Regions from separate parts of the Homo sapiens genome. Here regions 1, 2 and 4 are each linked to region 3. Evidence: chromatin loops called from intact Hi-C (ENCODE). Cell type or tissue: PC-9. All regions are shown on one strand. Each heading gives the region's core, and the rest is flanking DNA. Links, peaks and the distances in the headings are about the cores only. Region 1 overlaps LINC00970 (long intergenic non-protein coding RNA 970). Region 2 overlaps LINC00970 (long intergenic non-protein coding RNA 970). Region 3 overlaps DPT (dermatopontin). Region 4 has its middle 27 kb from the start of XCL1.

What was found. Hi-C counts contacts between places; a loop is a spot of excess contacts. Peaks named below come from ENCODE experiments on the same cell type or tissue, not always from the same donor. Only the 100,000 strongest peaks of a DNase experiment are listed, where the experiment ranks them.
Region 1: it touches region 3 in a loop (2.3-fold over the local background); 2 of 110 quality-filtered maps call a loop at or near these places.
Region 2: it touches region 3 in a loop (7-fold over the local background); 2 of 110 quality-filtered maps call a loop at or near these places.
Region 4: a loop joins it to region 3, with 9 times the contacts of the local background. A loop is called at or near these places in 5 of 110 quality-filtered maps.

What each region holds. Positions count from the first base shown.
Region 1 is chr1:168,916,972-168,922,870 of GRCh38, reverse strand. The region is part of intron 3 of LINC00970 (long intergenic non-protein coding RNA 970); the gene reads left to right. Among named protein-coding and RNA genes, the nearest start is that of LINC00626, 130 kb to the right of the region's middle. RefSeq lists an enhancer at 866-1,035. In PC-9, for the core only: no CTCF peak of the experiment used is centred there; DNase peaks (open chromatin) are centred at 2,280, 3,370 and 3,780; H3K27ac peaks cover 3,839 bases.
Region 2 is chr1:169,057,683-169,063,581 of GRCh38, reverse strand. LINC00970 (long intergenic non-protein coding RNA 970) reads left to right here. Exons shown (of 5, transcript NR_104091.1): 2 at 3,063-3,170. Among named protein-coding and RNA genes, the nearest start is that of LINC00970, 26 kb to the left of the region's middle. In PC-9, for the core only: no CTCF peak of the experiment used is centred there; DNase peaks (open chromatin) are centred at 2,441, 3,351 and 4,011; H3K4me3 peaks cover 2,178 bases; H3K27ac peaks cover 3,947 bases.
Region 3 is chr1:168,706,368-168,712,266 of GRCh38, reverse strand. The region is part of intron 2 of DPT (dermatopontin); the gene reads left to right. Among named protein-coding and RNA genes, the nearest start is that of DPT, 20 kb to the left of the region's middle. In PC-9, for the core only: no CTCF peak of the experiment used is centred there; DNase peaks (open chromatin) are centred at 2,156 and 2,796; H3K4me3 peaks cover 883 bases; H3K27ac peaks cover 2,583 bases.
Region 4 is chr1:168,600,771-168,606,669 of GRCh38, reverse strand. No RefSeq gene overlaps it. Among named protein-coding and RNA genes, the nearest start is that of XCL1, 27 kb to the right of the region's middle. In PC-9, for the core only: CTCF peaks have their summits at 2,785 and 2,984 (motif pointing left); a DNase peak (open chromatin) is centred at 2,999.

The sequences.
Region 1 (5,899 bases), core at 298-5,297, 210 kb before region 3:
CACTGACAGGTCACTCTTAGTTCAGCAGATTCTGTTTTCCCTATGCATTGTACTTTAGCAAATCATATTTTACTCATTATATTAGTATAAATTTGAAATTAAGTAATCATAAAAATAATCCAGTTAGGCCATTTTTTTTGTTGGATTCTTTTGGTGCCTTCTCTCTCAGATAAATAATGATCTACTGAGAACATTATTCAAATTCAAATGAGACTTTTTGTGGCTGTTTTTTCTTTATATCGTTAACATGTCTGTGTTATCTGCCAATCATATGTAAGCTGCTTGATGGCAGGAGCCCGGATTTTAATACCTGCATAGCCCATGCAAGATCTAAGTCAAGTTCACATTTGGTCAGGTCTGTGGTGGCATGTGGCGATCAACCCTGCAGTGTGCAAACATCATTAACAAGAGACTTTTCTGGCCCTCCTGGCTCGAGGAAATGGAAAGGAAGAATGAGCTAGTCAGGAGACAAAACTAGAGGCAGTAGGAACAGTGGCCCTGAACTACATTGAGTCAGTGGTGGATTTAGGAAACCTATTGAGGAGAGGTGGAAAGGACAGACACTGGAAGCCAAAGTGGGCTCAATTGAGAAGGGACATGCTGGGCCTGGACAGAGCCAGAGAGCACATGAGAACCACTCTCGACTAGACAGAAGATGATGACAGGCATGAGGACCAGGACCAAAGTTCATTAAAGTTGTCGTGGTGGAAGGCTGGGATCATAAAGAAGAGGGACCAAATCTGGAGTGATGGAGCGGGGAGTGAAAGAGAAGTGGGAGTGAATGTGACGAGGGACCAGAAGAAAGATATCTAGGTTCTGTTCCAGCTGCACTTATTCCTGATCATCCCATGGGTCTGGCCTACTTCTGACAGATGCACATAATCAAATATGGTTTATGTAGCTGTCTCTGGACTTTGCTTGCCCTTACTTGCTCTCTTTCTTTCTCTCTAGCTCTCTCACTTTCGCTTTTGCTCTCTCTCGTGTCATGAGACCACAAAATACAATTAATAGGTAATTCAAGTCATTACTATCATAGATATTAAAGCCAAGAAAATGACACTTCTAAGTTCAGCAAACTACATGAAAAACAGTAGCATGAATAAAGGATACCCGGCATGGTCCAGAATGATAACAAAGAAAAATGGAGAAGTGGTGAGGGCAATTTGGAGATGGCCAGTGAAATGACAGTTGAACTTATTACAAGCCAGATAGCAGTCTGGAGTCTCTCTTCAAGCTAGTTCTAATTTTGAAACAGTGATGGAAGGCAGATATTATTATTCTGCTTTTAAAATAAGGAAACTGAGGCTCAGAAAGGTGAAGTAACTTGCCCAAGGTCACATAGCTCAGTGACAAAACCAGTATTCATATCTGGATCCCTCTGACTCAAATCTGGGCCTCTTTCTGCTTCTTTCTGAGGAAATTCTCATTTTGGGAAGATCCAGTGGCTTCTGGATCCCTCAGAGCCATGTCTTTCTTGGTGACCTTTTTCCTGATATTGATGAAAGGAACAGTTATCAGTGGAGTCTTAAAGATTTACTCAGTGGAGTCTTACAGATTTACTCATGGGCATTCTGTGGTACCCCCCAGAGCCTTTGTTTCTTGACACATTCCCATCTCCCACTTACCTAGATATTACAAATGGAATAGTACAAATGAATAAAACAGTTTTTGATAAAAAAATAATGTGACTCAAACCATTTATGTAACTGGTCTTGAATGCATGGTCTGCTGCTTCCTCACTGGAGCTAGATTTAATTCTTAATTCTGCCGCAGAAGGAGAACTTGAGTACATCACTATTCTCTGTGCCTCTGGCCACTTGCTTTCTGCAGGAAGGACATTTATAGAAACTAGAAGGACGAGGAAACTGCATCTAAACTCCCTGTGTTGGCGGGATCAGCAGTTGTAAGCTGCTAGGAAATTGCCAAGTACTGTTGAAATTTCCGTGCCTGATCCAAGATGTTGTTTACGCACAAGGCCCAAATCTTTCCGGTCTCAGGAAATACCAATGATCTTTGGCTGAAGTCAATATAACAAACAACCTTAAGAAGTTATTCAGAAACTAATTCTGAAAGCCTCCCATGGTCATACAAGGCAAGCCAAATACTGACATTGTATGTGGAAAATAAGGCTGCAATTAAACATTCACGATGGATCCAAATTTTATATGGTCTACTTCTGTCTGGGAGTGTGTGCTTCCCTAGGAAAGGAGCTCAGTCAGAAGTTGACTTGTGATTCTGTGACTTCCTGCTGGCCTTTGAAGGCTTGGTATCATTAGTCATCATGGGGTGATTTGTTTACCTTTTAGTCATAACTGATTAGTACACATTCATTCATTCATTGAACAAATATTAGCTGAGACTCTACTATGTGCCAGATTCTGGGTAGGAACTGAGGACACAATGCTAAGCAGAAACAAGCACACTTCTTATATTCAAGGAGCTTATAGTCTAATAAAGGAGAAAGATAAATAAAATCACAGAAATACGTAACTTCTAACTGTGAGTAAATTGGAGAAAATGATAGCCACGTTTTGAGAATGCGTAGCATGGATTGAATCTAGTCTGCAGTGTTGGGGTAGATGTCCTTGGGAAATGATGTTTGAACTGAGATTTGGAAAACATGGACCACTTCATGAACCCTGGGGACTGACGATGAATTAAGACTAGGATTTGACAAATCCCTGGAAGTGTGCAGACACTAACATCTGAGCAGTCAGCAGAAAGCTTGTTGGTTTTAGCTCTTAAGATGGCGGCATATTTCGGCAAAGGAAGGAGGAGCCCATGCTTGTGCAGACACAGCCTCATCCAAGTGTGATCCATATCCTCTCTCCAGATCATCCTTGATATTTGGTTTGGTTTGCGTTAGCCGTAACCCATTTCTCCTATATGTTTTACAACATCAGAATCAATTGATCAGCTCCCTCTTGAAAGTCTTGTGGTCCATTACTAACTACTGAGCTGATTCTACCATTTTCTTTCTTCTTTTCCTGCTTTCCTACCCTCTATCCACCATTCTGACCCCATTCATTACTGCATTTCTTCCAATTTTCTCTCTCTTTGATTGTTATACACACATTATAACTTATACACATTATAAACATTATAACTTATACACAAGTTATATATACATTATAAGTTATACACAAGTTCCAAGACTTTTAGGCTGTAACTGTGACCACTGAAAATTGAGACAAATGCAATTCCTGAGTCAGGTGTTCCTAGGTACAGTGAGCAATGCACACAGGCATCTTTTTATGTAATCTTCCCCCCACCATATAGCGAAATCTAGTGGAGTTGAATCACTTTTATGATGAAATTTGCCCAAATCTATCCTCCTGTGGATTATCTTTACCTGGGAAATATGTGCGCTAAGAGCTTTTAATAAAAGAACTGTAGTTCTCTTCCTTTATTGTGTTTCACCGAGGCTGCAAGAGGTGTGACACATAAGCTGAAAGTAAATTGAATAGGAAACTGAGGTTTTGTTTCCCTAGCAACGTTAATTCAGTCTTCTTACAAATGGAAATAACACTGGAGGCCTTTGTTTCTGCATTCCCAGCTCTACAGGGCAATGTGACATGCTGAGCACTCTGGAAACAGTGCTGTATAATAGAATTCTGCAGCATTTACTTTAGAATTTTCTCTCGCTAAATTTCATACAACCTTGTGGGCATTCTGCTGGAGCTGATATTCATCCTGTTTGCTGAAAAAAATGAGGACAGAGGAATATTCAGTGTTGTGACTTAGTACATCAGGGCATTCATTGTCAGCAGGGCAGGGCACATTATGCAAGGGCAGAAGGAGGAGTTTGGTGATTCAAGAACAATCATGGCTAGAAGGATCTCCCTATTGTTCAAGGTCAAAGTGGACAATGGTCCAGTAGCTCAGATATTCAGAGCTGGAGCACTGGTGTGTAGGAAGAATAAACATACCACATACATGGCCACTTGTTCTTACCTTTCATATGTGTCTTGAATATTTTATACACAGTCAAGCAAGTTTTAATAAAAACCCTAAAGATATAGTAATCCACATTTATCCATTTGAATAATTTGCCTTCAAAAGGCGTTGGTGAGATTTGGTCCATTTTCAGCATCTAGGAGATTTCATGGGCATATTTCTGGGAGTCTGGGAGGCTTTATAATACAGTGGTAGATGTCCAGGGTTCTAGTGACAGACTGCCAAGATTTAAATATTGGCTCCACCAATTTCTAGCTGTGAGCTCTGGGGAAGCCCCTAACTTTTCTGTACCTCCATTTTCTCATCCATAAAATGGTCACAATAGTACTGTAGGGTTGAAGAGATGGTTAAACTGAGACATCTATTTAAAGCATTAACAATGCCTAGAGCCTTGTAGTAAGTGCTTAGTATGTGGTAGACGTGGAACTGCCACACACTCCCACCTATTTGCGGCAGGAAGGGAGCACTTGCCAGATCTTTTTGAGCCCTTTGGGGAAAATTTCACTAGAACAGACAAATGTACAATTTTTCCCTCGCTAATTTAATGATAATTTGTCCCTATTTTGTAGCTGCTTCTTTAGCCATGTGATGGGGCAGGGGCTTGGGTTCATGGAGGAGAAGCAAGGGCAGGAAGAGGTGGAGGAGGAAGAAGAAAAGCAGGAGCTGAGAAATCCAGTGGCTTCAGAGCTGCAAACCGGTTGACACCCACATACCTCCTTCCTCTTTTTCAGCAAGGTTTGCCCATTCCCAGTAACTGGAGACCCTGTGAAGGACTATGAGTTGCTTTTATCCCAGATCCCTAAGAGCCAGCTCTGAAACCTAACTCCTCAATGTGAAGTTACTCACCAGTTATTATGTAGCTCTGCATCCTGCAATAAGAAAATGTGATTAGTACAGCAGCCCTGCTCATCCTATGAATCCAGAGATCTGCGCGGGTGTGATGTGAAGGCAGACTCTTTTTCACTCTTAAGGTTAAGCTCAGAAAAAAATAAAAAAAGGACTAACTCCCTGTTTTTCATCTTAAACATTTACCTTGCAATTTCAGAAAATTAGAGGGCATAGTATTCACTTAAGACAGTGTTAAGACTTCAGATCAAAATCAACTGAAAGAGCAAATGCCATATTTTCTCTTCCTGTTTGTAACTACATGTCACTTTATTGAAGCCCTAATTGTGGGGCATTCCTCCTCCTTCTCCTCCCCATTCAAATTCTCATGTTCCTGAGAGATATTAGAGCACAAGAGACATTCTGGCCAAATGCATTCTTGGGGAGAAATTCTGTCCTATATACAGACACTAGGAAGGGCACCCTTAGTTACTTGTGATCTGGCCTGCAGACATCTCCCTGCATTTCCCCTCCACATGTCTTTCCCACTTCACTCTTCAGGGGCACTAATCCTCACAGGATTGCCTCTTATCTCCAGCCCTGGGCTTATGCTGGTGCTTCCACCTGGAGTACTTATCCTCTTCCTGTACTCTCACCTCAACTTGTACTTTTGCAAACTCATGCTCCTTTAGACCACAATATGATCTTCCTGGAGACACCTTCCTGACCACCCCCAATACCCTTAAGGCATTCTTTCCTCCGGAATCGCTTAGACATTGTTCACATCTCACATTTAGCACTTGTCACATGAAACCCCATTGTATAAAAGTGATGCATGTTTGTGTGTGTGATTGGTTTCCCCTATACATAATGATAACCTTAAGGATGGGGGCCAGGTCTTGTTCATCTTTACTTCCACAGTGTCTGGAATAGTTTTTACACAGAGATAGTTAATAAAAGCCCCTTTTATGTATGAAAGAATGAGCAGTGTCCAGCCTCCTCTGCCACCTTCCTGCCAGGTACTGGACACCCTGGGAGGACACCTCCCCCAAAGGTCTCCTCATCTCTCCTTTGACCTTCCAGCCTTCCCTACTTTCTCACTTTTGGCTCTGCCCTG
Region 2 (5,899 bases), core at 397-5,396, 350 kb before region 3:
TAATAGAGAGATAATGTTGGAGCCTGGGGATCCATGCGGCATGGCTTAGAAGTCAGACACTTCTAAAACAGATCACAGCAGGTCTCTTGAGGGAGCACTCCTGGCTTCTGGGAAAACTTTAGTGCTTGAAATGCTGTGTTCAAGTTTGTTGGAGTACTGTGAAACTAAAAAAAAAAATTAACTCAAAAGGAAACTGCTTTTCTGATTATAAAATTAATATGGTTTCCTGTTGGAAAATTAGGAAAACACAAAGAGAAAGAAGGAAATAATACTTAAACCGTTTTTCCAGAGACTACTGTTAATATTTTAGTGTGCTCCTTCCATTCATTTTTTAAGTCTGTCTATCATGTATGTAAATGACACTGTGGCTATTCTTTTTGCATACTTTTAACTACGTTTTTCCACTTTAATTATATCATAAATGTATTCCCCTGGCAATGAATATTTTGGTGAGAGTGTGACTTTTGATAGCTTCATTGTATTCCATTATGTGAAATTTAGCAACAGTTCTACTGTTAAATGTTTTGTTGTTTATGACTTCTCAGTATCATACATAGTGCTGTGATGAGAATGTAAGAAATATTTGGCCACATGTCTCATTAATTTTTAGAACTGGGATTACTTGAGCAAAAGGCATTTAAGGCTTTTGATTTATATAATTGGATTATTCTCCAGAAAGATTACCAATTTACATTCCCATCAGTGGTATGTAAATCCCTGCTACACTGCAGTCTTGCAGGTATTGAGTGTTATCATTTAAAAAAATCTTCACAAATCTGAAGCCAAATAGGTATCATATTATCTAATTTATATTTATTTTACCAGTAATTGCCACTAAAAATTAAATAGCATTTCTCTTTTTGTCTTAATTTTTTTCTGATAACTGCTTTTTGTTATTTGTACATTTTTTTTCCTATTGTGCTTTTCTTCTTGTTTGTTAAATCTGTTACAAGAATGTTTTTCAAGTTTGTCATTGTCTTTTAATTTTGTATGTGATGATTACTTTTGAAATAGAGCAGTTTACAATTTCAAATCTATTATTCTTTCCTTGGATTCCTAATGAACTTTTGTGCTTAGAAGGTCCTTCCCTACCAGTCCAGTTTTATCTGTCACTGCATATCAAGTGACCTCAAAACTTAATAGCTTAAAACAACAGCTGTTTTATTGTATTTTATAATTTTTTTTAGGTCAAGGATTTGGGCAGGGCTCAGCTGGTGGGTTTTCTGCATTATGCATGGTGTTGACAGAAGTCATTCAATGTTAATTAGCTGGTGGATGGGCTGATTTGGAGAGTCCAAGATGGTGTAGTTCATGTGTCTGGAGACTTGGTGAGAATTGCTGGAAGGCTAGGCTCAGCAGAAATGCCCTACAGAGTGCTTGTATGCAGCTCATCCAGTGATCTTGTGGTAGTTAGAACCTTTACATGGCAGCCCAGGGCTCCAAAAGCAAGTGTTCTAGGAAACAAAGAGGAAGCTGTAAGCCCTTTTATGACAAAGCCTTGGACATCAGCTACTCTGTTGGTGAATGCAGTCTCAAGCCTACTCACATTCAAGTGGGTGTCATGGGAGGTATAGCACGGAATCTGTGGTCATATTTTAAAATTGCCACAGCACCTCAAGATAGGTTAAATGTACACTTATATTTTCTTCTTGCTTGTTTATGCCCCTCTCCCTCCTCCTGCCCCTCCTCTTCCTTTTCCTCCTCCTTCTCTTCCTTTTCTTCCTTTATAGAAATGTTAAATCCTTAATCCGTATGGAGATAATTTTATACAGATTTATAATGAGGTTCAAATTTGAATTTTTTCCCTAGTAAACAGTTTCACTGTAATTTTTTTGTTGTTGGATAATCATTTCTTTACTGACAGCTGCTAACTTTTGTAGACACTAGGGACCGTGTGAATGTTCTTTTAACGGAGAAAAAAAATACCCTTCATGCTTTATGTTTCATTTTCTAGCACTTGTCTCCCTAGTCCAGCTTTCAGTCTGAGAAGAAACCAAAGCACACTGCTGATGCTGGGCTGGTCAGTGTGTGTCTGGGTGGTTTGGTTTCTCCAGGTTGCTTGCTTTCCAGATGGACTTTCTTGGCTAGAAGAGCTCTGAGACACGGGGCCTGATTGTTGACCTCATTTAGAGGGGCTCTTACTTTTCAATCTACTCAAAATAGCAGGCTCTAGTACTTTTGAGAGTTCTGTCCCTTGGACTATTGCCCTGGGATGTGTCTGAGGTAGTTTTGTTGTTATGATTTTAAGTGTGATAGTTCCTGGGGGAGATTATTTCTGAGATGAAGTAACTTGACTGTTTCTAGTGCGGAGAGTATTAACTCATTTCATTAACATACTAAACTAAAAGAGAGGAGAAACTTCCATACCACAGGAAGGTTTCCCTACAACCTCCCCCTCTATCTCAAGATCTTATCTAACCCTGGCTCCACTCAACATTCCTCCACTCCGGAAGGACCTTCTGACCTGGCCCAGCTTCCTCACCCACATCTCGACTTCCTCCTTTCTACTTCTATTATCACCAAGAAGTGCAGAGCTCAGCCCTGTGTCAGAGCTCTTGAAATGCTAAATCTTGCTTGGTCATTTGTTTTATTAATAACTACCAACCCTATTGCTGTTGTTGCTGCTGCTATTCACTTGCCTATATACCCTATAATCTGCTAGTTTTACTATAATATCTTATTTAATTCCACCCAACAGTTTGTTGAGATAGCTACTAGTCTTCTCATTTTTTAAAATGAGTGGATGGTGGTTTAGAGATGTTGAAAAATGTGTTCAAGCTGTGTAGTTAGTAAATAAATGGTGGAGCAGGACTTTTAAGTTTGGTAGTCTGCTAATTTTTAGACACTGTGTTTCTTCCTCCCTTCTCTCATAGTAATCCCCAGTTCCTAACTATAGGTGGGTATTTCCACTTCTCTTCCCTGGAAAAGGGCCACACGCTGCTGATATTGTGGGTCACAGGGAGAGACATCTACTTGAGGACATACAATCCCTGTCTGGCAGGGACCCATATTTGAAACTCAGTCCTCCTGAAGGTTCACTTACCTGATCCCTCTGCTTCCAGCCAGCTCTTGCTGATGGTGAGGAGCCTCATTATCTTAAGACAACACACAGTGGAGATGTGCTTTACGTAATTGGCCTGCCCTGTGAAAACCCCTGGCTGTTTTTTCAGGTGAGTTTTCTTATAACTTAACTGCAGCTCCGTGACTTACTGCTTCTTTTCCAGGCTCTTCTAGGGAAAATTTGCGTCTGTGGCCTTAGTCCAGAACACACCCTAGTCTTCTCTGGAGGGAAACACAGTCAGGGAAGGAAGAGATTTTGTAATGTGGACAGTGTTCGGTGTTCATCGCTGAGGAATCTGAGTGTCAGTTTGCATTCATCATGGGCGGAGGGCCCCACAGCTGGCGGAAGGCCAGCTGCAGTGTAAAGGTAGGACTAAATGGAGAGGACTTCCTGGGGTGGAGGAGGTAGAGAAATCAAAGGACGCTCCCTGAGGTTATGCCCTCTTGCTCCCTGTGTTCATTTTCTGGAGCTGCCATAACAAAATACACAGCCTGGTTGGCTTAAACAACAGGAATTTATGGTCTTACAGTATTGCAGGCTGGAAGTCCAAGATCCAGGTGTCTTCAGGTTTGGTTTCTCCTGAGGCGTCTCTTCTTGACTTGCAGATCATTGCCTTCTTGCTATGTCCTCAGATGGTCTCTCCTTTGTGTGCCCCTGGTATCTCTTTTTGTGTCCAAATTTCCTCTTCTTATAAGGACAATAGTCAAAATGGATTAGGGCCCACCCTAATGACCTAATTTTAACTCAATCACCTTTTAAAGGACCCGAGCTCCAAATACAGCCACATTCTGAGGTCCCAGTGGTTAGATCATCAGCAGGTGACTCTTAGAGGGAACATAATTCAGCCCAAATGACTCCCTTTTGGCCATTCTGAGAATACTAAGCAGTGGAGACCTGAGCTTTTAGCACCTCTGGTCCTGCCAGACCTCAGAGAGCATGAATGGGAGAGAGAATGGCCAGCCTAAGGTTAAGTAAATGAATAATGAGTCACAAGTGTAGAAACAATTTGATCATCAAATTTTGTGTTTAATATAAATCTTGGTGAGGGAAACTTATTGGCATGTCTTCAGGGTCAAACAGTTCTCCTACCTATTTTTCTATTTCTTTCACAAGGAATTAGATGTTTTCAAGTTAAAAAAAAAAAAGAAAAAGAAAAAACTAAATCTTTATAAAACCTTAGCAGAGTCTCCAGGGAAGTTGTGAATTGTGTGTTTTGGTCCATAAAAAAAAAATACTCTATTCTCCAGAGGAAGGCATTGGTCAATTTTGTAACAGAGATTGAAACTGAGGCCAAATGTTACCATTTCACTCTTGATATTTATCTGGATTAGGATGTGTACAAACCTTGTGACCTAGCATTACAAGAAGATTTTGTTTGCTTTGCATTAGTGAGCCTACTTGGACATTTGCTATACTAGAAGATTTTGGTAGTGCTTTGCTTCTATTGCAGCCTATATGGGTAATGATTGTAAAATCATCTTGAGCTAATGCTCCTGAAAAGGCTTTATCTCTGAAACCAGATTGTAGCTCTGAGTAAGAAGGGTCCTTGTCTTACATTGGCTTGATTCTCCTAAGCATAAAATTGGAGTAATTTTACTCATTACCTACTACTTAGAGGTCCAACCTTCTCTGTTGCAGACACTGTTGGTTGCCCACCAGGGAGTTATTTCCCCCTTTTTACCTTGCTATCAAAACCGTGATTTTAGTAACCCTCCTCTGAGGGGTCATGTTCTTTTTAAGAATTTAGTCTCTACCCAACCATAGAAGGTAAATCTTCATTGGTTTAGGCCAATTTATGGTGGTCTTTCCTTGTCTGGTGATTGTTTAATTAGGGATAGACTATGCTGATTCTTGACAAGGAAAGATAAGGGGACATCTTGTAGAGGGACACAAGATTGGGACATTCTCTTTTTCTGCCTCTGAAGATTGTTGATAGCATGTGAGACCTGACTCACAGCAGATCTTGAGACTGTGGAGGAAAACTGCAGAATAGCTGAGCTAGATCCATACTGTGTCTGTGTCAGTGAATTAATCCACCTTGAAATTGCTCTACCTCCACACTTCATGTTATACACAATAATAAATGTCCTTATTGTTTAAGCTACTCTTGGTTAGATCTTCTATCATTTGCTACCCAAATTATCTTCCACAGACTTTGGAAAGTTGCTGTTGCCTGGGAAGCTGAGTGTCTTGGTCCATTTTGTGTTGCTGTAAAGGAATATCAGAAACTAGGTAGTTTATAAAGAAAAAAGGTTTATTTGGATCACAATTCTGATGGCTATAGAGCTCAAGATTGGGCATTTGCATCTAGTGAGGGCCCCAGGGGGCTTCCACTCATGGTGGAAAATGAAAGGGAGGCAGCACGTGCAGAAATCACATGGTGAGAGAGGAAGCAAAAGAAAGGTTGGTGGTGCCAGGCTCTTTTTAACAACCAGCTCTCATGGGAACAAATAGAGTGAGAACTCACTCGCCTCCTAAGGAGGGCATTGCTCTATTCATGAGGGATCCACCCCCATGACCAAAACACCTTCCATTAGGCTCCACTTCTAATACTGATGTTCAAATTTTAATGTGATGTTTGGAAGCAACAAACATCCAAACCATAGCACCAAGTCAAAATACTTCCTTTCTCACATATGAAAAAAGAAAGAAGGCAGCCATGTTTGACTAGCAGTTCTGGCTGGTCTGTCTCCTGAAGAAGCTTCTCTGCTAATATTCTTCAAAAACATGCTACTGATGAGAAAACTATTTCCTAAGATTGAGCTGATTCAAAAAGAGAATACATTCAATAGGTAGCAAAGAAAGATCTCTTCCCATGTGACAGGAGATGGGATTCAT
Region 3 (5,899 bases), core at 246-5,245:
GAGGCCTGGATGTTGGTGGCTCTGTCTCTCTGCCCTTCGTAGATGCCTCTGTCACAGCACTTTATGCATTTTACCACCTGTGTACAGTTGCTCCTCTCTACCTGGACTTCCAGTGTCTGGAGGATATGGGGCCACTCACTGATCTTTGTATTTTCAATGCCCAGTATAGTGCTTGGAACATAGTGTCTTCTTAACAACTGTTGAACAAATATCCACATTAATAATTGTGGAGGGTGTATATAATGTGAAGTGGCCCAGAAAATATAATTCTCTTACATAAAATTTTTTGTTCTCTCCCCCATCCCTCCACTTCTGCCCAGAATATAAGCTCTACACAAGCAGAGATCTTTGTGCTGACATATGCCAAGCCCTATAAATAATGACAGGCACATAACATTTGTTTGGATGAAGGAATGACTTCAGGCTACTTTTTGTTATGAGCATTAAATAAGATAATATATTTCTGGCCTTGCCACTGTCTATGATCACACAGAGCTGACCTGTCTTGAAACAGAGTCCCCTTCACCCTCCCAGATGCAGGAGAGACCCAGCCTCCTCACCAACTAACAGGACATTCAAAGGCAAACTCTGCCCAGGAACAACCTAGCAGGTGTCAGGTCATTGCAGGAAGCAGAACTTGAGAGCGGGGTTGGTTATGCAGAGGAACAAGACATGTGACCAGTTGGACAGTCTGTTGTTAGATGTACTAACTCATTCTTCCCCAGGCAGAGAGGAGTAAGCTGAGGCAGCAACATTCCTCATCACAGCAAGGCTCGAGGTCTCTGCAGAGATGAGTGGGAGAGCCTGCTGTGTCTGTGGCCATGCCATCATGGTTGGCTGGCCCCTGCCCAAACAGAACAACAACAGATAGTGGGCTTGGGCCTCAAGGCTTTGGGTGACCAGGCAGGCAAGGAGCTAAGGCTCACTGGTTTTAGAAAATTTGTCAAGGCCGGGCATGGTGGCTCACACTTGTAATCCCAGCACTTTGGGAGGCCGAAGTGGGCAGATCACAAGGTCAGGAGATCGAGACCATGCTGGCTAACATGATGAAACCCCGTTCTCTACTAAAAATACAAAAAAAAAAAAAAATTAGCCAGGCTTGGTGGCAGGCACCTGTAGTCCCTGCTACTCAGGAGGCTGAGGCAGGAGAATGGCATGAACCCAGGAGGTGGAGCTCGCAGTGAGCCGAGATCACGCCACTGCACTCCAGCCTGGGCGACAGAGCAAGACTCTGACTCAAAAAAAAAGAAGAAGAAGAAAAAAAAAAGCAAAGTTGTCAAACAGAAGAAATAGGGGGTGGATGAAGGTAAGTGTGAGAGAAAGGGATAAACATCTAAATTTTCCTGGAATTCCCATATTCCGTGGATCTGTGGGATCTGTGTTAACACTCTGAGCATTGCTTCTTGAAGCTTATCCTGTCTGTTTATTTGAATGCTGAGACCTGAAAAAGACAGGTCTTTGTGTTTCCAGTTCCACCGTTGTTTTAATGATGCCCCAGATTTCCAGTGGTCACCTGGAGACTGGTTCCAGGATACTTCTGCTTCCCCAAGAATGCTAGGTATCGTTCCTCTCACATACTTTAGAAAGGCTTCTCAAGCTCCCTTAGATGCAATTCACCAGCTAAGATGCTAAAAATGTAATGATCATATAGACATATATGTAGGAACAAAGTCTCAATGTTAAAGATTGATAGATAAAGATGAGCAATTTTGAGTTGCCAGAGATATTCATGTCTCTGCTCACAAAGTTTACCCAAAGCCTTGATCTGCAATGACTTTGCCACTCTGAACCCACCCCAACCCCCATACCCTTTACCCTTCCTTACCCCATCCTACCATCCAGACATGTTGCTGTTGGTCTGTGGAGCCAAAAGGTGGGGAAAGTACAGAGAATTAATCCAAAAGGCATGACAAGTCAACTTTGAAACAAGTCCCACTAAGGTGTGGTTCCACCTGCTGGTTCTATTTCTGAAGGCATGGTGTTAGAGCTGAGAGCTATCACGGTCACCAAATAAAATGGTATTTTTTCAAAGAAAACATTGGAGAAGCAGCAGAACAAGATTCAAGTGTGCACCATGGTACACAGTGTATGACTCACTATCCCGCTGGTGTGTCTAGACATTTTAGTGGCATCTTTAAATTGCCTGAGTCATGATGTTGTATTATATGTCTTTCTAAATGCCTCCAGGGCATAAATTAGGTCTTATTTTTTCAACATCTCCAGGATATTACCCAGCACAAAATAGACTCTTAATAAATGTGTCAGATGAATAACTGAATGTTGCAAGCCCCTAGGAACAGTAACAATGGTGAAACCTGACATTGATGTGATGATGTTTTATAGTTGACAAAGACTTCTTTCATGTACATTATTTTATTTGATCCTTTTAACAGCCTTACAGAGTGAAGTGAGAACTCTTTTTCCTGCACCTTCCCACAGTGAAATGCTGATAACCCTCTTATCTGAAACCTTCCCTTACATGACTTTAATTAGCTTGAATTACCTCCCAGGGAACTGGACCCATGTGGGTGGGAACGACATTTTTCCCCTTCCCTCTTTGAAAGGCATTCTTCAGCACGCAGCCTGACACCGTATGAACTAGCTAAGTGAATATCTAGCGCCTGCGTTTGTGAGCACTTAGGGATTCAGAAATATCATCACTCTGGGCTGGAAAAAACAAATCATCCAACCAACTCCCAAATGAGTATGAGATTTATTTGTTTGGTGGGAACCAAGGTGCTGCTCTCGTTTCAGCTTGTGCGGTTTCTCTTTGGATATTACAGCCTCACTGGACTCTGGCAAGAAAGCAAATTCCTGAGAGATGTGGACATGCCATTAGGAAATGGTCTCCACTGGATTGGATGAATAGTGAATTTTATAGATATTTATTTAGATATGAAAATTCTAATTCTTAGTCTAGTGGTCTGCAAACCACAAACACATGTCACTGAAGTTGCCACAACCCTTTAGACATTGTTTGTCATAATCTCTCTTCTCCAAACAGCTCAGCAGCTGCAGGCTGCACACCAGACTGTCTACTGTCCAGGCGGAGACTCTGTGTCCCAGGATCTGATGGTTGTGAATCATTTTCTTTTCCAAATGGCTCTTCTCCAGACCCATGGCCTTTCATTAGGTTCATTGGATAATATCTTTTGACTGTAAAATAATGCATCCATTTAGGTAACCTTTACTTTTCTCTTCAACCCTGATATTCTGTCTCTCAGACTTTGCATTCTCCACTGCCTACTTCCCCACTCTCTGTGTGCAAGTCATAAGCCAGAGAGTGCTTTTTTTAAATTCCTGTATAGCTCTAGTTAACATCAGTTGATTAGAACATTCTTATCTCTCCCACCCCAAAGCACCCAGTCAAAGCTAATCTTTAATTCTTAGCCTCTTTGTTCAGATGTTAATACAAGATAGGGAGTGTTTGCATGTTCACTCCTGTAATGCTGTTTTAGGGACATGAACAATCTCACAGGCCTCTGCATTGCTGTGCCTGTCATATGCCACCTGTGCCCAGACAGCCTCCTGCAATTCAGCTCCCAGAGGCCTGGTAAGAAGAGCAGCTTCCATTAGGTATATCTCCTAATGTTAGTTAACAGGTGCAGCACACCAACCTGGCGCATGTATACATATGTAACAAACTGCACATTGTGCACATGTACCCTAGAACTTAAAGTAAAATAAAAAAATAAAAATGAAGAGCAGCTTCCATACTGGTCCTCTGCGCAAGCTGGAAGCTATTACTATAGAGATGGACATACTTAAGTTTTGAGGAAATTGGACTAGATGTCTCAATTTAAAGGAACTTATATTGGGTTTAGATGCTCTGCGCCCTACTAAAACCATTGCCTTCCATTGCATGATGTACATAGCACTCATTGTGCAGACAGCAGCCTCTCTGAACTTGAGCAAAATCTATCATCCCTTTCATCTGCTGGAATGGTTTCCATAATTATTGTGCCATATTTAAAATGTAGACATGTACAATTGGCACTCCATATCTGGGGTTCCCTATCCAAGAATTCAACCAACTTTGAATCAAAAATATTCAGAAAAAAACAATAAAAATAAAAATAACAATACAACAATAAAAAATGATACAAATACAAAACCATATAGTATAATAACTACTCACATAGCATTTGCATTATCTTAGGTATTATACGTAATCTAGAGGTGATTTAAAGTAAACAGGAGGATATTCATAGGTTATGTGCAAATGCTACACCATTTTAGATCAAGGACTTGAGTTTCTGAAAATTTTGGTATCCATGGGGGTCCTGGAATCAATCCCCTGCAGATGCCACTGATGACTGTTGTATTAGTCCATTCTCACACTGCTAATAAAGACATACCCGAGACTGGGTAACTTAACAAAGGAAACAGTTTAATTGACTCACAGTTCCACAGGGCTGGGGAGGCCTCAGGAAACTTACAACCATGGCAGAAGGAGAAGCAAACATGTCCTTCACATGATGGCAGGAAAAAATGCCAAGCAAAAGGGGGAAAAGCCCCTTATAAAACCATCAGATCTCGTGAGAACTCACTCACGATCATGAGAACAGCATGAGAGTGACCGTCCTCTTGATTAAATTACTTCCCACTGGGTCTCTTCCATGACATGTGGGGATTATGGAAACCACAATTCAAGGTGACATTTGGTTGGGGACACAGAGCCAAACCATATCGACTGTATTTGGTGCCTGCATTATAGGTGATACCTCTCTCCTTATGTTCAAACTTCAAAAGCAGAAATATCATAGATGTGTCTGGCTAAGTATTGGTTAACCCAAGGCCAGCTACTTAGAACAAAGTAAACCTCTCAGTTACAAACCAAATCTGATGCTTTATTCTATCTAGTCTGCTTCCCTCTACTATAATAGATTCTAGAGGCAATCATTCTTACTTCTATTTATTAATTCACTTAAGCAGTCAATGAATGTGAATGGATATGAAATAATAACAATTCATAGGCTTTGGGTGAGACCCTACTAATGATAATGATGATAATAATAATATTTATTTATTGACACTTACCACGTGTTCCTGTGTTACTGCATTTAATCCTCACACACAAAAATTATGATACTATCATACAGATGAGGGAACTGAGCTATAGAAGTTGTGGCTCCCTTCAAAGTTCCAAACTTGACTCAACCAGTCTATCTGCCTCCAAATCCCATGCTCTTTGCATAGTACTGAGCTGTCTCTAGATGAGGAATAAGACTTCTACAGGTGAAATATTACATAATAGCACAGTAGGCATCTGGTAGAAAACAGAGAATAAAACTATTTTAATTGGAGGGGAGCTGTTGAAGGTCAAGTAGCCCCCACTGACATGCAGGCCCAGGGTGACCACCACATAATGTGGCTAATGAAAATCAACACGAGTCAAAGTGAATGTGCTTACTGACTAGCCCTGGGCTTGGACAGTGAGTTAGAAACTCAGTTCCAAGAGAGCAATTTGGAAAGTGTTCAGGGACTTTCCTCTACTCATTTAAGCTACAGATATCCCTGGAACTGTTATTCCCTCGTGTTGTGATACATGTCTGAAATGTTTGAAATGTAAAGTCCCAAAATGCCATAAAAGGACAGACATGGACATTTGTTTTTATTTCACACACCTCAGAGCCCCTGGGTTCAGATTTTCTGTGCAGAGAAGGGCACTTGGGTGACTACCAGAGGTCCCGCTTGGCCAATCCCCAGCTCTTGTGGGAAGAAGCCTGGGGATTGTTCTCTGTGGCTGTTTTCCTTTACACATAACTCCATTTGGGGTTTATTTTTTCTGTCTTTACAAAACTAATTCAAAGGGGGTCTGATGTAGCTCCTAATAAAGACAAACTAAATTAATCTGAAATATGTTCATTCCTTATAGCTTACTTGGAAAAGCATTATG
Region 4 (5,899 bases), core at 296-5,295, 110 kb after region 3:
TTTAGTGGCATTAATTACATTCATCGTGTTATGCAATCATCATCACAATCTTTCTCCACAGCTATTTAATCTCACCTAACAGAAACTCTGTACCCATTAAACTATAACTCCCTATCCCCTTCCCTAGGCCGCTGGTAATCTCTAACCTATGTTCTTTTTATAAATTTGCCTATTCTAGATATTTCATATAAGTAGAATTATACTATATTTGTCCTATTGTGTCTGGCTTATTTCATTATGTATAATGTATTTAGGTTTCATCCATATTGTAGCATATATCAAAACTTCATTGTTTTCATGGTTGACTAATACTTTATTGTACATATGTACAGATTTGTTTATTGATTCATCTGTTGCCAGATCTTTGGGTTGTTTCCACCTCTGGCTATTGTGAGTAATGCTGCAATGAATATTGACATACAAGTATATGCTTGAGTTCTTGTTTTCAATTCTTTTTCAGAGTAGAATTTCTTGGTTATACTATAATTCTATGGTTAGCTCTTTGAGAAACCACCAAACTATAATATTTTCTATAAGGACTACATCATTTTACACTCCCACCAGCCATGTATGAGAATTCTAGTTTTTCCACATCCCCACCAATACTTGTTGTTTTCTGGTTTTGTTTTATTATAGCCATCCTAGTAGATGTGGTATATAGATTTTTTTAAAAGCACATTCTAGTAATACAATCCTCAGACAAAAGCCCTCAATCAATGTATGTATCTGAATTGGGTATCAACTGTACACAAATTGCTTCATTTAGAAAATGCTTCTTGAGTAAGGCACACTGCATAGATGCATGGTTCAGGCAAAAAATGAGAAAGCTGGAAATAAAGATGGATGTAAAATTAAATAGGGAAACTTTTCCCCAACCAATTGGACAGCAGAAGGACCATTTGCCAAGTGGTTATGAGTGATAAGAAACACTTCTGGGATTCATTGCCCAAGATATACCTGTTATTTATTTAAGGTTGCTAGTCAATAAAGCTTATATCACCATCTTTATTCATCTCACCAGTAACTTATTAAATTATATTACCTTAATTTTTTGCTGTTGTGCATTTTATGAGATGTACAAGATACATATAGTACCATGGTGAAATCCTGCCTCTGTAAACTGCCCTAAGCCCACTGATGTATATCTCCATTAAAGTTCCCTGGAATGGCCAAACTAGGTTTTTTAATCTGAATAATGGAGGTTATATTCATTGTCTTCATTTCCCTCTTTCTCAGTTTCTTTGCTTCCTTGTGTTTTAGTACAGTTTCATCCTTCTTTTGTCAAGGAAAAGATATGAAACAAATCTTCAGGCTCACACTTACCAGCTGCATTTGAGTGTTTATTCTCAGATTCATTAATGGCCAGACAGAGAGGCTGGCTAGGAAAGAAAGTAAAGTATGAGAAACTTCAGCCACTTGAAGTCCAAAATGAATGTGAAGCATCTCTGAAACTATAATCTGTGTCAAAGGAAAATCAGACTATAATTAAAAGGAAGAAAGAAATAGGCCATTATCCACAACATTTTGTTTACCATGTAAAAGAGGAACACAGGCTTTCCAGGAAATAAGTAAATTGTGGGTAATTTAAGAACAGACATCATATCTTATATACCTCCAGGTGAGGGACTTCTGTTTGTCTCTTTAGATCTGTTCTTTACTTAACTCCTCTTATTTTTAGCTGGAAAACAATTACATAGAATAAAGACTGAATTTCCCATACTTTCTTGCAGCTGAACTTACCTATATACTTGGGGTTATGCATACAGCTTCTAGAAAATGTCTTTTGAAGGAAGAAACCCATCTTTTTCTTCCCTTTTCTTCTTCTTGCTGGATGGAAAGTGGATGCAAATTTGAGAATTAAAAATGAAAAGAACCTGGGTTCCAGGGATCTCATACCAGCCTTGGCCTTGTTAACTACTGATTTTGTCCCTAGAGGACAGAGAAAAAAAAAACCTATCTAGTTTAAGCCACTCTTATTTTGGCTTTTTGGTCACTTGCAGTTAAACCTACTCCTTAGCAATACACCCCTTCAACCTCTGGAAGAATACCTTTCAATCAATCAACAGCTGCAATGATCACAGTTACAATGGACTAAACAGATATGTTGGGGCTGTTGCCGTCCTCACATTTTTGGAAGGCTCAGTGCTTTGGGTCTCAAGAATATAGCAGAGAGAATTTGGGCATGATTTATTTTAATATGGTGAGCAGAACATCCTGAGGGAAACACACACCCTTATATACATATACATGCACACACATATAAATATATATATGCATGCACATACACATAAATATAATGTCTCCATAGATTGATAAAATACCATTCAGTGGAGAGTGCAGTGACCAGGGTACAAATACAGGCACTGTCACTGGATGGTGGAAGCATAAATTGGTGTGATCTTTCGGGAAGAAATTTGCCAATATGTATCACAGCCTTCTCTAAGGAGAGAATGTGAACAAAGAGTGATGGCCAAAATTTTCATTGTAGCAGTAGATTATACAGAAAGTTTCTCAACCTAAGGGTTCAAACAATAAATGCATGTGTTGTGAAGTGTCAGAGCTGGCAGTTAACTGGAGTTTCTTTCCCATGAGTTGATTTTCATCAAGGAAAGAATTTCTCAGAGGTTGGGCATCAAGCGATAGAGAGGAGTAGATGGCAGACAATGAGACATCTGCCTCCGACCAGGCCCATAGGTCAGTCTAGCCACAAGGGACAGAGAATCACCCTCAGACACTAAAGAAGCTGTTTCCATAAATGAGACACAGAGGCCTGAAAACTCTGTTTAGTACTCAGGGGAGAAGTTAGAAGACTTAGTGCAGAGCATTCTTCACTTGGTGAAGAATCTTGGTTGGGTTCAGCACAGACGGATGATGTGCCTTGGCAACCTGAGGGTCTGCAGCTTTGGGAAGATAAGGAGACCTAGCCTAGGGAGGCAAGCCAGCATCACCATGCCAGGTGCCAGCATCTGTAGTAGTGGGGAGGTGCTGCCCTCAAGCGGCTGTTTGGACAGTAAGCATCAGCAGGGGGCCAGGAGTGGAAGAGCAGAACATTTGTGAGCTCACCTGGGATATATCTTAACCACACACTCCAATTTCAGCTCTGCCTGGGTCATATGCCCACCTGCATATTCAGTTCTCCCTGGGAGAACTGAAATTGGGTGTGTGGCTAAAATATATATGCAGGTGGGCATATGAGCCAGTGAAGTGTGTAGCCACAAGCTAGGAAACAACCTAAATGCATAATGATAGAAAAAATCAGGTAAATTATGCTTTGTCTCATAACCTGTGAGCCTGATATTATCTGTGGATGTTCAGTATCCTTTCTGTCCTTCTAAGCTTTCCCCTTGTAAAACAGGGCCTGAAAGCATGGAAATCACGTTTCTCAAGTGCCTGTTTGAATATCATTGGGGTGGCACTTTGTGAAGTTTGCAAAGCAGAAGAAAAAGATGGGCCATTGCTTCCAGTAAAGATCTAGGCACGCGTCTGGGTATCAGCAAATGGCTGATGTGGGGCTTTGTCAGCAGCTCCCAGATGCTGCAAGCAGCTAAGCTCAGTAGTAGTGATATCACTGCAATATTTGTGTTTCTAGATCTAGAGCCATCCTGATCATTGTTTTCTTCCAATGGGAGGCATATATAAAGGTTGTATAAGCCTTATTCCCTACGTCAGCTTCCTTTATAGTGAAAAAAACTTAGAGTGGCTTCCATTTTCAGAACCAAAACTTAACTGATACAGCAGAGCCTGTTGGTTAAGGACCTGAACTCTGGTATGATTTAGACTTGGTTCAATCCCAAGATCTGTTTTAAGTGAGTGAAACCTTGAACAAATTCCCTCACCAAACTTCCCAGTTTCTTCATCTGCAAAATGGGTTCACGAACATGCCTACCTTGTAGGACTGTCACATGGTTTAAATTATATCATATATATTAGCATCCATAAATATTAGATATCATTATTGAATACTGCATAATAATTGCATTAAAATAGTATAATAGTAGATGGAAAGGGAAGAAAAAACTCTATGTACAGTATAAACTCAACTACATGAAATACACCAATGGAAAGATAGCAAAATGTTCTCTCTCTAGGGTTTACATATGATTCTATTTTCTTCTGTATTTTTTTGTATTTTTAAAATGATCTACAAGAAGTATTATATACTATTTTATAAAAGGAATAACATGTAATGCTATTAAAATAGCCTACAGTGAAGTTACATAAATATACATTCAAACCTCAGCATCACTCACAAATTCAATGCCTCATGCAAAGAAACACACTCAAATAATACTGTTTCGTTGGTATCTAATATTCATCATCTTTCTAAAGTTTTTTCCCTATCAGCCCAAGACCAAGTAAATATTGTGATAACTTCAGATCTGGGAACAGTAAACCCCCAGGTCAGGGAATTTGCAAACAGTGAATTCTGGAGGAAGCAAATATGTTTGTGGAATTATTCTGGGGAGACTGCTTCATTCTTACCACAAATGGGAAATGACTACTTCTACGGCAGCTGTGATATTCCATTCAGGAGAGGTTTGTTTCAGAGGTGTCATTGTTTGTTTTAGTTGGCCCTTATATTATTTTCATTAACTCTGACAGTCAGTTCTGCAAGACTTGGAAAGCCATACTTTCAGGTTTATGCCTTCTTTCGTCACAGCATAATTATTAATAGTGCCCCTTTTTGCTTTTGAAAATGTCTGGGTTTAGATAATTATACACATGTATGTGTACCCAATTCAAGACCTGCCCAAATAAGAGCAAAGCTTAGGATTTTTAATAAAGGTCTGTATACAGCATAAAATTGCTCCTTAGCATAAAACTGCACCTTAGCATAAAATTGCTCCTTAGTTAACTACCCCTAAACAGCATCTGTTTTGTTTTTGGATGAGCTTCCTGGCTTGAGAAGTTGCAGCCCACTTCCAGCCCACCTGAAAGCACCATACCTTATATATATATATATTTTTTTCTCCAACAAAAATACCTCTTGGGGCACTGTCCTCAAAAATGAATATTTTATTTAAGAAAATAATAGTTTCTTGAATACCTGTATTCATATTTATATCTATGTAGCATGCCCACCTGCTAAGAAATTCCAAGCACTGTAACCCCACAATCATGTCTATCTCTTCTCTGTATCACCAGAGACTCATACAGCAGCAATATGTAGAAAGTCAACAAACTTGGACTGAATTGAACCAAACTTGCTGTGAGTTACCAATAAAGTGATGATAGAGGAATCGTCTTTGGGCTTATCCATTAATCATATTCATAGATACCATTTCCTGATTTATCTTGAGAATAAATGTTCTGGTGGGAATTTTTATTTTTTAATTTCCTCCTTGTGATTTCATTGCACTTGTAATTGGGTCAGCATACAGCACAGCTATCATCCATCAAATGAGTCATTGGGCTGAAATAAACGAAAGATGGTTAAAACAGAGACGTTGCCTTTGAGCTTATTAACGTAGTGCAGAAGATAAAATATATGTGTGGCATGTTTTTTTACTTGTTGATGCATGATCTGTATAACCTATAACATGAACCTTCATTCTTCTCCCATTACCTGTGGTTCCTTTCTTTGCCTCTCTACATGAGCATGTGGACTTTTCAGCTTCAAGATGGAGTACTAATTTATAGGAGGAAGGCATATGGATACTCATTAGACTGTAAAGGTGATGAAGCCCATCCCTAAAATGCCCTGCAAGCATTCATGGAAAGCTCAACAACAAGACAGTTCCTTCATAACAAGTGCTAGATGAGTGCTACAGGATCTTTTTATTTTTATTTTTATTTATTTATTATTTATTTATTTATTATTTATTTATTTATTTATCGAGACAGAGTTTTGCTCTTTTGTCCAGGCTGGAGTGAAGTGGCACGATCTTGGCTCACTGCA